4 separate regions of the Homo sapiens genome follow, and all the other regions are linked to region 3. Evidence: chromatin contacts called from ENCODE Hi-C or POLR2A ChIA-PET data. All regions are on one chromosome and are shown on one strand. Each heading gives the region's core, a stretch centred on a gene start or an enhancer-like site at or near the end of the contact. The rest is flanking DNA. Distances are from core to core; before and after follow the strand shown.

What was found. A loop is a pair of places that touch in the nucleus more often than their neighbours do. ChIA-PET counts read pairs that join two places held with the same protein, here RNA polymerase II (POLR2A). Pooled maps may share reads with other maps.
Region 1: a map of CD8-positive, alpha-beta T cell shows a loop between it and region 3 (13-fold over the local background). The contact joins the promoter of TBCA here to the promoter of DHFR in region 3. A Hi-C loop is called at or near these places in 4 of 168 maps with a recorded cell type or tissue (CD4-positive, alpha-beta T cell, CD4-positive, alpha-beta memory T cell, CD8-positive, alpha-beta T cell and 1 more) and 8 of 50 pooled maps.
Region 2: a loop to region 3 is called in a map of CD8-positive, alpha-beta T cell, with 33 times the contacts of the local background. The contact joins the promoter of XRCC4 here to the promoter of DHFR in region 3. A Hi-C loop is called at or near these places in 4 of 168 maps with a recorded cell type or tissue (B cell, CD4-positive, alpha-beta T cell and CD8-positive, alpha-beta T cell) and 12 of 50 pooled maps. POLR2A ChIA-PET finds 5 or more read pairs at or near these places in 1 of 52 experiments (CD4-positive, alpha-beta T cell).
Region 4: a loop to region 3 is called in a map of CD8-positive, alpha-beta T cell, with 11 times the contacts of the local background. The contact joins the promoter of SCAMP1-AS1 here to the promoter of DHFR in region 3. A Hi-C loop is called at or near these places in 1 of 168 maps with a recorded cell type or tissue (CD8-positive, alpha-beta T cell) and 6 of 50 pooled maps. POLR2A ChIA-PET finds 5 or more read pairs at or near these places in 1 of 52 experiments (activated naive CD4-positive, alpha-beta T cell).

Annotation. Positions count from the first base shown.
Region 1 is chr5:77,774,333-77,777,596 of GRCh38, forward strand. TBCA (tubulin folding cofactor A) reads right to left here and starts at 2,007. Exons shown (of 4, transcript NM_004607.3): 1 at 1,873-2,007. The coding sequence starts at 1,925. RefSeq lists an enhancer at 1-586 and silencers at 1,604-1,773, 1,894-2,153.
Region 2 is chr5:83,075,449-83,079,144 of GRCh38, forward strand. It overlaps XRCC4 (X-ray repair cross complementing 4), which reads left to right and starts at 2,099. Exons shown (of 8, transcript NM_003401.5): 1 at 2,099-2,167. TMEM167A (transmembrane protein 167A) reads right to left here and starts at 1,946. Exons shown (of 4, transcript NM_174909.5): 1 at 1,873-1,946. The coding sequence starts at 1,875. RefSeq lists enhancers at 1,062-2,027, 1,684-1,953, 2,028-2,993 and a silencer at 2,014-2,103.
Region 3 is chr5:80,653,504-80,656,682 of GRCh38, forward strand. DHFR (dihydrofolate reductase) reads right to left here and starts at 1,480. Exons shown (of 6, transcript NM_000791.4): 1 at 901-1,480; 2 at 505-554. The coding sequence starts at 986. It overlaps MSH3 (mutS homolog 3), which reads left to right and starts at 1,149. Exons shown (of 24, transcript NM_002439.5): 1 at 1,149-1,461; 2 at 2,908-3,028. The coding sequence starts at 1,225. RefSeq lists a silencer at 975-1,584 and an enhancer at 1,002-1,770.
Region 4 is chr5:78,359,118-78,362,509 of GRCh38, forward strand. SCAMP1-AS1 (SCAMP1 antisense RNA 1) reads right to left here and starts at 1,424. Exons shown (of 2, transcript NR_105014.1): 1 at 1,097-1,424; 2 at 1-868. It overlaps SCAMP1 (secretory carrier membrane protein 1), which reads left to right and starts at 1,500. Exons shown (of 9, transcript NM_004866.6): 1 at 1,500-1,611. The coding sequence starts at 1,555. RefSeq lists enhancers at 552-1,148, 950-1,039, 1,070-1,229, 1,149-1,745, 2,140-2,259 and silencers at 1,410-1,499, 1,930-2,049.

The DNA of each region.
Region 1 (3,264 bases), core at 757-3,256, 2.9 Mb before region 3:
TGTCCAGGTCTTTTTCCTGATCCACTAGAAAATTAACTAGGAGTCTGGGACCTTTTTAAGTCTGATAAGAAACATTTACAATCTATTCTCTCTGAAGCCTGCTACCTGGAGGCTTCATCTGCCTAATAAGAACCTTGATCTCCACAACCCCTTTATTTTAACCCAGACACACTCCCTTGTATTGATTCCAGGTCTTAAGATAAACTCTTTCAACGAACTGCCAATTGGAAAACCTCCTATAACTTGGAACTGTCCCCAGCCCGCTTTGGGTTGTCCTGCCTTTCCAGATCAAACCAATGTACATCGTACATGTATTGATTGATGTCTTCTGTCTCCCTAAAATGTATAAAACCAAGCTGTAGCCTGACCACCTCGGGCACATGTCATCAGGACTTCCTGAGGCTGTCACAGGCATATCCTTAACCTTGGCAAAATAAACTTCTAAACTGATTGAGACCTGTCTCAGGTACTTTCTTGGTTTACAGGAATTTAAGCAAATTACAGGACTGCACTACCCATGAGTTTGTGAAAGGAAAAATAAATCTCAGGACCCCAAAATCACTAAGCCAAAAAGAAAAGTCAAGCTGGGAATTGCATCGAGCAAACCTGCCTCTCATTTTATTCCTGAATAAGATAGCTACAAAGATTAAAAAAAAAAAAAAAAAAGCTACATACCTCCCTGACAATTTGCCCCCAAGGAAATTCCTTGTGGGCCTCAAGACCTTCACTCTAAAACAGTTCTGTTGTATTTCACCCTGGCAATGTAAATTGATAGCTTATCTTCACAGGTATGGGACAAAGAACAGAACTCAAAGTCACCCCTCTACCCACCTGAGACAAATGCGTAACTGACTGCTTCCTCTGCCCTACTGTGTATGTAAAATCGCAGATTCATTTAGCCGACTAAGGCATAAGTGACTATTCTTCTATCCCTCTCTCACATGTAAATTGTGTATTAAGTGAAAAGCTGATCAAAGACTCAAAAGAATGCAACCATTTGTCTCTTATCTATGACCTGGATGCCCCCCAACCTTCTAGTTGTCCTGCCTTTCTGGAGGGAACCAAGGTACACCTTACCCATTGACTAATATCTGAGGTCTCCCTAAAACGTATTACACCAAGCTGTGCCCCAACCGCCTTGGGCACATGTCATCAGGACCTCCTGAGGCTGTGTCATGGGCACGTCCTTGGCAAAATAAACATTCCAAATTAAGACCTGTCTCAGATACTTCTGGTTCACAAGTTATTTAAACAGCATCTCACAGCCTCTGGGGCGAGCTTCGGGGAATCTGACTGGAGAAAGTGAGGCCACATAAGTTTGCTGAGTGTGCTAGAAGTTCAGGCCCAGTTCTCAAAGCCTGCCAGTCACGCCAGCCATGTTAGGTCACACGGCTCCACTACGGTCTTTTTTGACGAGGCCCAGATCCTCCGCATCCCCCTAAACTTCAGAGCCTGCTTTCAAGCCCATTTGAGAGCACAGCTGGGATCCCGCTTCCCCGGGCCAAGTTCAGCAAGGAGAGGCCGGCGCGCGCACACAGGAGGCACGGGATCAGGGCCCGGCCCGCCCTCGCAGGCCGCGGCCCACCACCTTCCCACCGCGGGCGCCGAGAAACCGGGCCACCGCCGACTCTTCCGGCAAATCAGAGCGGCCAGTGAGCGGAGAGGGACGGGAAGCGGCGTGCGAGGCTGGCGGGCTCGGGCGTCAGCGCGCCCCGCTGGGTCCCTGCCAGTCCCAGCCAACTGCGGAGCCCCGGGTGCGGCCTGGAGTTCGGAGCCCGCCTCGGGCCTCCTCGGGCCTGCGCTCCGCTCAGCCTCGCGGGCCGCCATGAGGTGACGAAGAGGAGGTGCAGGGCGCCGCTCCCGGCTCCTTACCGCTTCACCACGCCGGTCTTGATCTTGATCTGTCTCACGCGAGGATCGGCCATGGTCCCTCGAGCGCCGCGAGAAGGAGGGGCGGAGAGCCGGGGTAACCGTGGAGGGCGACGCGCAGAGGCTGCGGCTATTTAGGCGTGGTCGCCGGCGCGCATGCGCAGGCTGCGCGGCCCGTCGTCCCCGCCACGCCCCGCGGGGCGGGTTTACTAGAGGGCGGTACCCTGCTCCCGCCAGTCCCTTTACCCCTCGTGCGCCCCTTTACCCGTAGTGAAACGTGCCCTCCTCCTCTCTCTCGGACTGCCCCTCTTTTTACTTCAGGCGCAAGTTACACTATCCCGGTCTCCACAGCCTGGGCCTTTGGGGAAACTAACGTCTCTCTGGGACGTTGCTTTGCGGGATTATCTGCTTAATGGACGGAGTGACCTAAAAAATGTATTAAGGGTATTTTCGATGTCGTTATCTGGTGTCAGATGAGGCAGAGTGATGCATGTGTAGTGAAACAAACTGCCATCATGCACGCAGTCAAGAAAATCCTTGCCCTTTACCTCAAATCCCTGCAAGAAGGTTTGTAGATAACGTGCCTTTCAAAGGAAATGACTAACAGAACTTCTTCAGATGATCACTTATAGTGTATCCTAAATATTTAACTTACAAGAATGTGTGTCGCACACAAAACCTTGGGCTTCCTAATCAGACAAACCGGCTTACAATCGAGGTTCCACCCTTTAATAGCTAGACTATTAGCTAGACAACACTGATACGTATGCTGTTTAGCCTTGCAGCTGATCAGTCTGCAAAATGGAAATAATAATGTCCATTTTACAGATTAGGTATAAGGGTTAAAACACCTAGCTCATTGTCTGACGCATGGTAGATGCTGAACAACATTTGACTATTTTATATGTTCAAAAATATATTTGTTGCATAAAATGAGGCACATCTACAGTGAGCTCTAGCAGTCCCTTCCTAAGAGAATCTCCTGAGGAATACAGGGCAGAATCGCCCTTTTTAAAATTGCTTTTCTTTTTCTTTTTCTTTTTTTTTTTTTTGAGACAGATTCTCACTCTGTCGTGCAGTGGCTTGATCTCGGCTCACTGCAACCTCCGCCTCCTGGGTTCAAGTGATTCTCCTGCCTCAGCCCCTAGAGTAGCTGGAATTATAGGCGCGTTCCACTATGCCTGGCTAATTTTTTTTTTTTTTTTTTTTTGTATTTTTAGTAGAAACGGGGTTTCACCACGTTGGCCAGGCTGGCTAGAACTCCTGACCTCAGGTGAGGCCCACCTCACCCTCCAAAAGTGCTGGGATTACAGTCATGAGCCACCGAGCCCACCCCCTTTTTAAAATTTCTTGGTACCATCCTTCAAAGACACCCATATGACTGTCTTTTTCCTT
Region 2 (3,696 bases), core at 849-3,348, 2.4 Mb after region 3:
TTTTAAAAAGATTCTTGGCTGGGGACGGTGGCTCACGCCTGTAATCCCAGCACTTTGGGAGGCTGAGGTGGGAGGATCACGAGGTCAAGAGATCGAGACCATCTTGGCCAACATGGTGAAACCTCGTCTCTACTAAAAATACAAAAATTAGCCAGGCGTGGTTGTGCACGCCTGTAGTCCCAGCTACTCGGGAGGCTGAGGCAGGAGAATTGCTTGAACCCAGGAAGCAGAGGTTGCAGTGAGCTGAGATTATGCCACTGCACTCCAGCCTGGGCAACAGAGGGAGACTCCATCTCAAAAAAAAAAAAAATCATTAAAATACAGTAATTCAGGTTTATTAAGTCATTACCATTGGGTTACCTCACAAATAAACTAAGTTTAGATGCGAACTCAAAGATACTGAGACACTAATCCATTTCTTAAGCTGCTAAGTTAGCCTTCTTGAAACCTCACTTCGTAGCTCTGCAAACAATGTACTTTTGACATCCCAAGCTCACAGGAATAAAAAACCACCTGCCAGTTGTTTCCGTTTTCCACCTATGTCTAATTTATGTACTTATATTTATAAGAAACAAATCACTAAGTCTTATTTCATCCTTAGTTATGTTGTGTTTCTATCGATAACAGCATGAAGATTTCGGGGACCTGGACATTAAAATAAGTTTGAGTACTGGCTTTACAATCTACTAGGTGTGATCCGAGGCAAGTCAGTCTCTTCATGTTTCACTTCTTTCACTTGTAAACATCTATTCAGAAGTTGCTGTGAACTTGATATTTCCATGCTTATAAACTGATTTTTTGAAAAGAGCCTGGTACATAGGACGTGATAATAAATGAAAGCATTTGCTACTTTTGGAAAAACAAGCATGACAAGATAGTTTATATACTGTTGATCTTAAGCACAGTATATGCATCTTATTTTTAGCTAGTCTGACAGTGAGATAATAAAAAGAGTTATCTTTGACTTGCACTACGAGTAGAAGAATTCAACTTCAGTTTCTAGAAAGATGTATAAGAATTAAGAGTGGCAGTCTTCCTAGTCTCAACTGCCATCTTCCCACCAGGTGGTAAATTCGTCCAGAGAAGAAAATGAATTATTGCTATATGGGATTCTGCAGCAACTTCTGTGAACATAGGCTCATAATTTTTCACCATGGAGACTCAAGCTTTTTGGAGTCATAGTTGTTTTTGGGTCTATTTGCAGGCATGCATCCTTTGTCCAGAAATATACATAACATTTGGCACATGGACCTGGAGGTAAAAGAGGAGGAAGGCCTGAGGCTAGACACCACTCCAATAAGTACATTAAGCTCCTAGAAGGGCAATCCACCTTTGCAGAGAACTCTTAACTATTAAAACCTATAGCTTGTAAAGCAGCATTTTCAAAGTTAAGAGAAGAAGGTGGAAGGGTCTTGAGAGGCTACTGACTAAACAGATGAAAATGAAGGTATGGAGTTTGGTGCCAAAAGAAACTCCCCCCAAAAATCAAACAATAACACCAGAGTAAAGCCCCTAGGGCGAGATAAGGAGTTGCAACAAAACAAGCGGAAACTCGAGAAGCGCTAATGCTTCAAAGGGTCAATGACCACACATAATCTACGTAGCCAACGTGTTAAAACACACCAACGCATTTTTTTTTCCTAAACAAAGTAGGAAAGCGGACTTTGCATGAGGGGCGGGCTGCCGACCCAGCAGTCTTCCTCGGACAGTCCGTCCTGATTCTCTCTGGTTGGCCGTGGAGGGACCACATGGCTCCAAGGCCTCTCAGCTCCGGGCCCACACACCCCGGGCTGCCGCACAAACTCCAGCCCTAGTCTAGATCCACAACCCCTTCTCGAAGATCAACCGCGACCTGGGAGCCCCACTTCTTACCATAGCGAGGCCGGCGATGCCGCAGCCACATCACCCTTCCGGGGCTCAGGCGGAAGAGGCTGCATGTCCCGTCTGCCCTTCTCGCCCTCTCCAGCCGTCCGGTTGGGCTTGTCACGGCACCGCCTACCAAGACGGGCGGTTAAGACACTAGGATAGGCTCCTCTCCACCGGAAAAGGCGGGATTTAGATCACGTCCCGCAGGCCGGCGGAAGTAGCTGATACTCTCATTGGTTGCAAAACCTTGATCTGTGAAAGCGGGCGTTTTGGAAGATACCGGAAGTAGAGTCACGGAGAGGTAGGATCCGGAAGTGGGGCTGCCTCTTTAAATAACAAAAATCTGAGGTTCTGTTCTTTTTATCTTTTTGCTTTCTTTTTAAAAAAGTTCCCTGCTACTTACCCCTAGAACTCCACAATGCGAGAATCCCCCTCAATTTGTGAGCTCCCGCGACTTCCTCTTGTGGGCTTTTGGGGATGCTAGGGTTCTCGGCATTATCCTCAGGGTGCGACCTGTTCACCCCCTTTTCAGTTTCTCCGTTTGCATCTGAGGGATTCTTGGGAATGCGAAGCACTTTTGAAATGCTCTGTGTTGGTTGTGGGATTGGGAGGACGGTTGAATCCAGAGGGTAGTGTTGAGTAGGCTGTTTGAGCATTTCCCCAGCACTGGCCTGTCCTTTCAATCCCCAGATATTGGTAAACTGTGGGTTCCAACCAGGCATCGAGGCTGAAACGTACTAGGCAATTTGAGGTCAGGAAAGAACTTTCTGTGGTAACCAATGGGAAGGAACTGCCGTTTGCGGACTGCAGCGATTGATTAGGTACTTTAAAGAGATCAACTGGCAAGACAAATGACAAGGCAACTTTTAATCAGTAGTAGTATTTAGCTTTTTCTGATTTTAATTATCCCATTAGGTGAGGTTCTACTACACACACACGTTTTTCTTTCTGCATTTTATCGATGGAGAAACAGGCGCTTTGACATGTTTGAATTTGCGTAGTTCTTGGAATTCTAATAAAGTATTAGAAATGAGAGTTTTTCACTCTTTGCCCCCTTATGGCAAGCTTTTGGTTCTAAATGTGTGGTGTATTTTTTCTCAGGCAGGAGAGAGTTCTTTTCAGAATGTTTTCAATTTTTTATGGACTTAGAAGGTGGATAGAGAGAAAGAGAGAAGGTAACTCACGTGAGATTTTGGTTTATGAACTGTATTCGGCCTATGAGACCCTTTTGTATTTAGGGCAACACAATGATTAGAAGATTTGGGATTCTGCTATTTGTGTTTACATTGTTCACTAGGGCACACAAAGGTTTTGTTTTAAACTATAACTAACTTGATATTTGAGTCTGTTATATTGAATTGTCAAGAGTTGGTCAAATACACAAATTAGCAAGTATTTACTGGGTGCCTGCTTTATTCATGGATCTTCAGATTGCAGCATAGGAACAAAGATGGTCTGTTCCTTTAAGGAATTTAATAAGGTTGGGGGAGAGGGGAATAAGAAAGGTATTTAAAAGATACAGTACTCTCCACCTAAGGATAAAAAAAGTCTTTTAATGTTCTGTCTTGTAATTCCTTTATATTATACCTTTTAGGTCTTGCCATTCAAATTAAACAAACCTGGTTTAGTTATGGAAATTATGTTGTGCAATTTATCGAGCTTGGCTTTTAGGGCAGTAAATGTGTCTGTAGACATAACTGCCCTTGGTTTCATGTGAAGATTGTCTTGATCTTTGTTACATATAAAGGTAATACTTCTGTATGAAGCTCTGCTTCAGGCTACCTGTGAAAAGCATCAGAAAGCTTAACTTGTTAGAGATCACAATTGATT
Region 3 (3,179 bases), core at 230-2,729:
CTAGATGTCCTAGAGGCGCCTCATCATTACAATGGTACATTATTCTCCACTCCTTTACATGTCACGCCAGCTTTCAAACTGAAAATCTGAGCGTTCATCCCTGGTGCATCACCTTTAAATTCGAGATCTCCAAAATCCAGGGTCATGTAACCTTAAAAAATTTTTACCCTCTCTTCTCCACTGCCCTTGTTCAGGCCTTATCTCTTCCAGCAGCTGTTCCAAAGGCCTACTCTGTTTTCCTTTCGGAGTGCTCACCTCCACCGAAGCCTCCACCCAGCTGCCAATTCTGCCCCATGCCTGATAATTTGCTCGTGCGTTGACATACATAAAATTTCTAAGACAAAAATTTTTTAATAATGGTAAATGAACCTTGGGAACTGCATACAGATCATACAGATCCATAATAAGAGAAAAGGTCCCAGATTAACACGGAAAACTTTCCATTTAACTAACATTTGCACTGGTAAACTTCATCAAGCAAGACCCTACTTAATCCCACATTACCTTCTACTGAAGAGGTTGTGGTCATTCTCTGGAAATATCTGAATTCATTCCTACAAGTTAGAGAAACAGCGTTACTCGAAACATTATCCCTTGGGCTCGAGCTCTAAGGCACCTGACAAACGGAGCGCTGTGGGTAGGGGTGAGGTGTTTTCTCCAGGGCTGGGACTTTGCCCTGGGCGAGGGCGCCGCAGGGCAAAGACCTCACCGGGCAGCAGAATCCGGGCAGAAATCAGCAACTGGGCCTCCCGCGCAGCAGAAAAGGGGAATCCAGTCGGGCCCACCCTTCCTGCCAGCGCAGACCGCAAGTCTGGCCCCATCCTCTCGCCGGGAGTCGGCCACCCCGACCGTGGGCAGCCTGCGCCCGTTTGGGTCCCATCGCCCCGGCCCGGCAGATACCTGAGCGGTGGCCAGGGCAGGTCCCCGTTCTTGCCGATGCCCATGTTCTGGGACACAGCGACGATGCAGTTTAGCGAACCAACCATGACAGCAGCGGGAGGACCTCCGAGCCCGCTCGTTACAGCAGAACGCGCGGTCAAGTTTGGCGCGAAATTGTGGCCGCCCCGCCCCCCTCGTCCCCATTTGTGCAGGCGAGGCCCCGCCCCCCCGCCCCGGCGCACGCAGGGTCGCGGCGTGCTCGCGCCCGCAGACGCCTGGGAACTGCGGCCGCGGGCTCGCGCTCCTCGCCAGGCCCTGCCGCCGGGCTGCCATCCTTGCCCTGCCATGTCTCGCCGGAAGCCTGCGTCGGGCGGCCTCGCTGCCTCCAGCTCAGCCCCTGCGAGGCAAGCGGTTTTGAGCCGATTCTTCCAGTCTACGGGAAGCCTGAAATCCACCTCCTCCTCCACAGGTGCAGCCGACCAGGTGGACCCTGGCGCTGCAGCGGCTGCAGCGGCCGCAGCGGCCGCAGCGCCCCCAGCGCCCCCAGCTCCCGCCTTCCCGCCCCAGCTGCCGCCGCACATAGTAGGTTCTGTCTGGGACTGGGCAGGGCCATCGGGGCTGGGGGGGCGGGGCTTGTGGGTAAGGCGGGCGGAGGCGGGGACCCTCCGCCCGATGATAGGGCTGGAGGAGGAAGGGGCGGGCTGAAGAAGGGGAAGGTGGGAAGAGCCCAGCCGGGGCTACAAATTGGGTGAAGCGCTGAGGTTTTAGTACTTCCGTTTGAGGAGATAGGCAAAGGTTATGCAGGTTTTTAATGGCAGGCCTGAGACAGGAACTCAGGTCTCCTGACTCCCATTCTGATGAGGGGGCTTGTGGGCAAGGGGTGCGTCTTTTAACCTCCATCCTTTTTTTTTTTCCTTGGTGGTCGAAGAGTTTTACTGATTTTTTAAAAAAGTGCTGGATTGGGTGACTAGAAGAAAGCTGCCCTTAGGTCTCCAGTTTTTAAGACTGCAACAGCATGGCTCAATATTTGAAATCACTACGGTTAAAAGCAGTCATATTGTGCAGTTCCCCAGTGAACTCTTTTTGTAGTTTAGATTATAAAGTCTGAAATACAGTTTGGGTGGATAAAGTTTCTTAGGATGGTATAGATGTGACTAATCATGGAGTCCTTCCTGTTGCCATCCTTCAACGCAATAAGTACGTTTGTTTGTTTTTAAACCAGAGATACTGCCACAGGAAAAGCCCAAGGGTGACCCCTCACTTGGGTCACCTGCACAGTATTTTTCAGATTGAGGCTGTGGAAGGGCATTGAAGACTGGTGTTTAGCCACCTACCGTGTTTTAATGTAGGTGGCAGCTTGGGTGCTTCAAAATCTTGTTCCTTTCGTATATATTTCTCCCTTAAAATGATTACTCCTCTTCTGTTTTTTTTGAGGACGAGCTACGTTTTCATGAATTCACCAAAATTTTGCACCCACCATTTAAAGGGTAGCTGGTGAAGGACTTATGTATGCTTTTGGCAAGTTTTCTGCCAAGAAAAAATTCATAATCTTGTCACATCTTTAGTGATGAACATAAACCTTTTAAACAGGAAACACTTAAATTGCAGTGAACATGTCAAAAATGATACTGTTCTTTTATTACCTATCTTTTCCCCTCTGTGCCTTTGCTACATAACTGTTTATTTCTTAGAGGTATTTTATTTAGCATATGTAAGTAGGGTGATTCAAGTTTTATAATTAGAGAAAGCTGAAGGCTCATTGAATCAAGACCGGTAGCAGCCTTGGTTTCAATTAATTCTAAACACGGCTTGAGTTGCTGAGGCTCCTGACTATCAGACTCTACCTTGTCTTTTATGGTGTTAAAAACAGTTCACCCATAGGGTTTTCCAGAGCTAAAAGTAGAGGATTCTTTGAAGAGTGGATGGCAAGGAACCTTGTCATTCAGTTGTAAGGTTTAAATTGCTTCACATACGTCAGGCCTTCTCAGAGTAGAGATAACACATCATTTTCTAACCTTCCCGATATAGGCTACAGAAATTGACAGAAGAAAGAAGAGACCATTGGAAAATGATGGGCCTGTTAAAAAGAAAGTAAAGAAAGTCCAACAAAAGGAAGGAGGAAGTGATCTGGGAATGTCTGGCAACTCTGGTGAGTTGTGGGGGATTCTTTTTTCTCCTCAGTCATGGCTCTGGTATTCTGGAATTCTCCAGAGGGCAGAAGAGCGTATTAGAATTGTGTCTTTTTTCTTTGTGGAGAAAGGTCCCTTTTGTTCCTGAGCAGAGTGGCCCCCTATAGGTGA
Region 4 (3,392 bases), core at 174-2,673, 2.3 Mb before region 3:
GATTACAACAAATGTGCTTTTTGTCTATCATCTCTAGCTAGTGTTTCACAGTGGGGGGAGTATCATTTCCTGGGTGACTTTGCATAGAGCAAGCTCCCCAAAGGCCAAGGAATACTCAATCTAGATTCTTCCAATCCTCCGGTACCCACCAAGTCAAAAGAATTCTGGCTCCCTGTAGCTTCATCTAAGTGCTTTTCTGTTAGAGGAGAAAAGTGAGGAAAGCGATGCTCTTTCAATAAGTTCGGCAGGGTGGGGCAAGGAATGGTACAAATTGATTTTTTTTTTTTCTTGAGACAGAGTCTCGCTCTGTCTCCCAGGCTGGAGTGCAGTGGCCCGGTCTCGGCTCACTGCGACCTCCACCTCCCGGATTCAAGCGATTCTCCTGCCTTAGCCTCCAGAGTAGCTGGGACTACAGGCGTACGCCACCACTCCCGGCTAATTTCTGTATTTTTAGTAGAGACGGGGGTTTCACCATATTGGCCAGGCTGGTTTCGAACTCATGACCTTGTGATTCGCCCGCCTCGGCCTCCCAAAGTGTTGGGATTACAGGCGTAAGCCACCGCGCCCGGCCGGTACAAATTAATTTAACACATCTTTTGATAATCTCATCCTTGGTGTTGGAAAAGACGGGAAAATCCAAAAGTGTCTATTTTGTGCCCAAATGCTCAAGTTAATACTCGAGGGCCTTGATCTCTGGCCTCTTGCCATCCCTCTCCCCATTATTTCTGAAGAAGTAGCCATTTTGCAGATTCCGGAGGATGGGAGCCACGGCCGGCCCCTGGTACTGAATCTCATCTCCTTCTCAAGGCTCCTTGGATCAAGTTGGGACCGGCAGCGCCAAGGCTGCTCTCCGTGATTTAGCAGCAACCTAGAGTCAGAGAGACCGGAAGATGGGAGGCCGGGATTCTCAGGTGGGGTCAGGGGTATGCAAAAATCCTTAGCAGCGGCCGCGCCCCCGCCCCGGGGAGGTAATTTGCGGAGGGCGGTGCAGTAGCCTCTCCAGTGCCCGCGTCCCACGGTCTAACGGCACTGCTCCCGGGGTGCGCGGCCCACGACTCAGGCTGCCTCCCCCAACCTGACAAGTGTGCGTCCTTACCACAAAATGCCACCACTTCCCTAAGTGACGCTGGGCCCCGAGGACCTGATTTGAAATCGGTGTTCAGAAGACCGAGCCCGGCTGGACGCAGCTGGCCTCCGGCTGAGAGCGGAGGGGAAGGGTTCCATACTCTCCGAGGATCCCGCGGGCTCGTGGCGTGTGGAACGCTTTTCATCGCTTTCAGTTCCCGTTTCCTTCGCCCCGACTGCCTACTCGGTCGCAGCTAAAGCCCGGAGCGTGGGATCCGGGCCCGGAGGAACGGGATGGCGAACGCGAGCTGCGCCGCGGCCAGGAGCCCGCCGCACCGGGCATGCTCAGTGGCGCGGCCGGCTGGGTGGCCCGCGAGCTGCACCCGGATCTGCTCGGCGGCGGCGACGTGAGCGCGCAGGGGGGCGGCGGCCTCGCCTCGTCTCTCTCTCTGCGCCTGGGTCGGGTGGGTGACGCCGAGAGCCAGAGAGATGTCGGATTTCGACAGTAACCCGTTTGCCGACCCGGATCTCAACAATCCCTTCAAGGTGAGCTTCGGCCCCAGCATCTCCTGCCGCCGCGACGCGTCGTTGTTTGTGAAAACGGACGAGTTCCTTCGCGCCCACTGCGTCTGCCCCTCGGCTCCCCTTAGCAGCCCAGAGAGGGGCGCGGGGCCGCCGTCCTCCATTTGGGGTCGCGCCCCGGCCCCGTGTCACTCCTTTGGGTTTTGGGGCTTGGGGGTGGAACCTCCTCAGCTCGTGCCCGGTCGCCCTTCCACACGTCCCCGACTGGTGAGGGTCGTGTCTGCAGCCGGGACTGGGCCCGCGCGCCCGGAGGGGTCCTGGCCCGCCTCTCAGGAGAGAAAGCCGAGGGCAGGTAGAGTCGCCCCTTGCCAAGCAAGTGTGGCTGGCAGGGCCGGGAGTCGGCGGAGGGGGGCCCGCCCTGGGGTGGGGTTGTCATGGGGACCCGAGGTGGCGGCGGCGGAGAGCTGCGTGGGGTGATGGCAGAGGTGTGGAGGAGGAGAGAGGTGAGGGCACCGAGTATGCTGCAATTAAAAAAAAAAAGGTTATGTTTTTATTTTTTAAACTTGTGTTGCACCCAAATACCACCAGTGGCGCTGCCATCCCCCCTCTTTCTGTTAGGTTGAGGTTGAGGTTATTGATACCAAAGCAAAACTTAAAAATAAACATATCTGGAAAACAATAGTGCACGTGGACGACCTCTTCCCTACCCAGCTGCTTCTAGCAAGGTAAACGATGGGATATTTTCCAAGCTCCTAGTGCGTCACCGGTTCTCTGGGCTATGTGAGGATACCATTTCCTACTTGAGCTGCTTTTCTTCTTGGAGTCGACCTTATCAACCCCGGCTTCGGAAGGGCTTGGCACAGAATCCTGCAAAGGAAGGCGGCTGAGATATTCATCGTCTGCGTTTAAATGAATGCAACATCTAAATAACTCTCTCTTTGAAAGTATTCTGAATTTCCTAATGAGTGTAACTGTTAGCACGTGTAATTTGTTTCCAACTGTTGGTTGAAGTTGTTTCTCAATCCCCCCGGCCATGTGCAGTAGTAACTTTAATTTGCAGTCACACAGAATAAAACAGGAACTCTAATTTGTGGTCACACAAGTGTCACTTCTGGCTTGTTGAGTTTACATCTTTTTACTCCTGGTTTTATCTTTCATTAAGAATCCTGGAAGAGGAAAACTATTTCTGCTCTGATTATTAAATGCCTGATAATTCCAAGGAGGATTATTTTAATGAAATGACCCTGATTATTATTGACAACTCGACTCACTTTGTAGCAGTGTAGAATTAGACTCAGTCACTGTTTCATTGTCCCTAATGTCACTTAAAATTCAGTACAACTGGCCTGTACCTTTCAGTGACATGGTTGCATTTTAAGACTTTTTTTTTTTTCCTGGCAGTTTTGTTTCAATTAGTATTGGACTTGCTTCCATGTTGTGGAAAATCAGGTAGTTCTTAAATGGTAGACTTTCTAAAGAGACCGTTCATAAATTGTTAAATGGGTGTTATTTTAAAATATTTTGAAGATAAAACATCAAGAACCTTTTAGCCTTTCCTAATTCAGATAATTCACTGACGCTGTTTATTCAGCATCTGACGATTTGGCAGTGTATTTTCTACTTGGTCATTCCATTTCATGGTTCATTTCATATTAACTGGCTCTCTTGTTAGGGCAAAACATTGTCTTCATCTTAGCCCAGACTGTCCTTTTGTGACATCTGATATTGCCATGACACTTTTCCTCTTCTGACATTCATAAAGTTGCTGTAGTAATTCTAAACCCAGGAGTTGTTTTAAATATTCA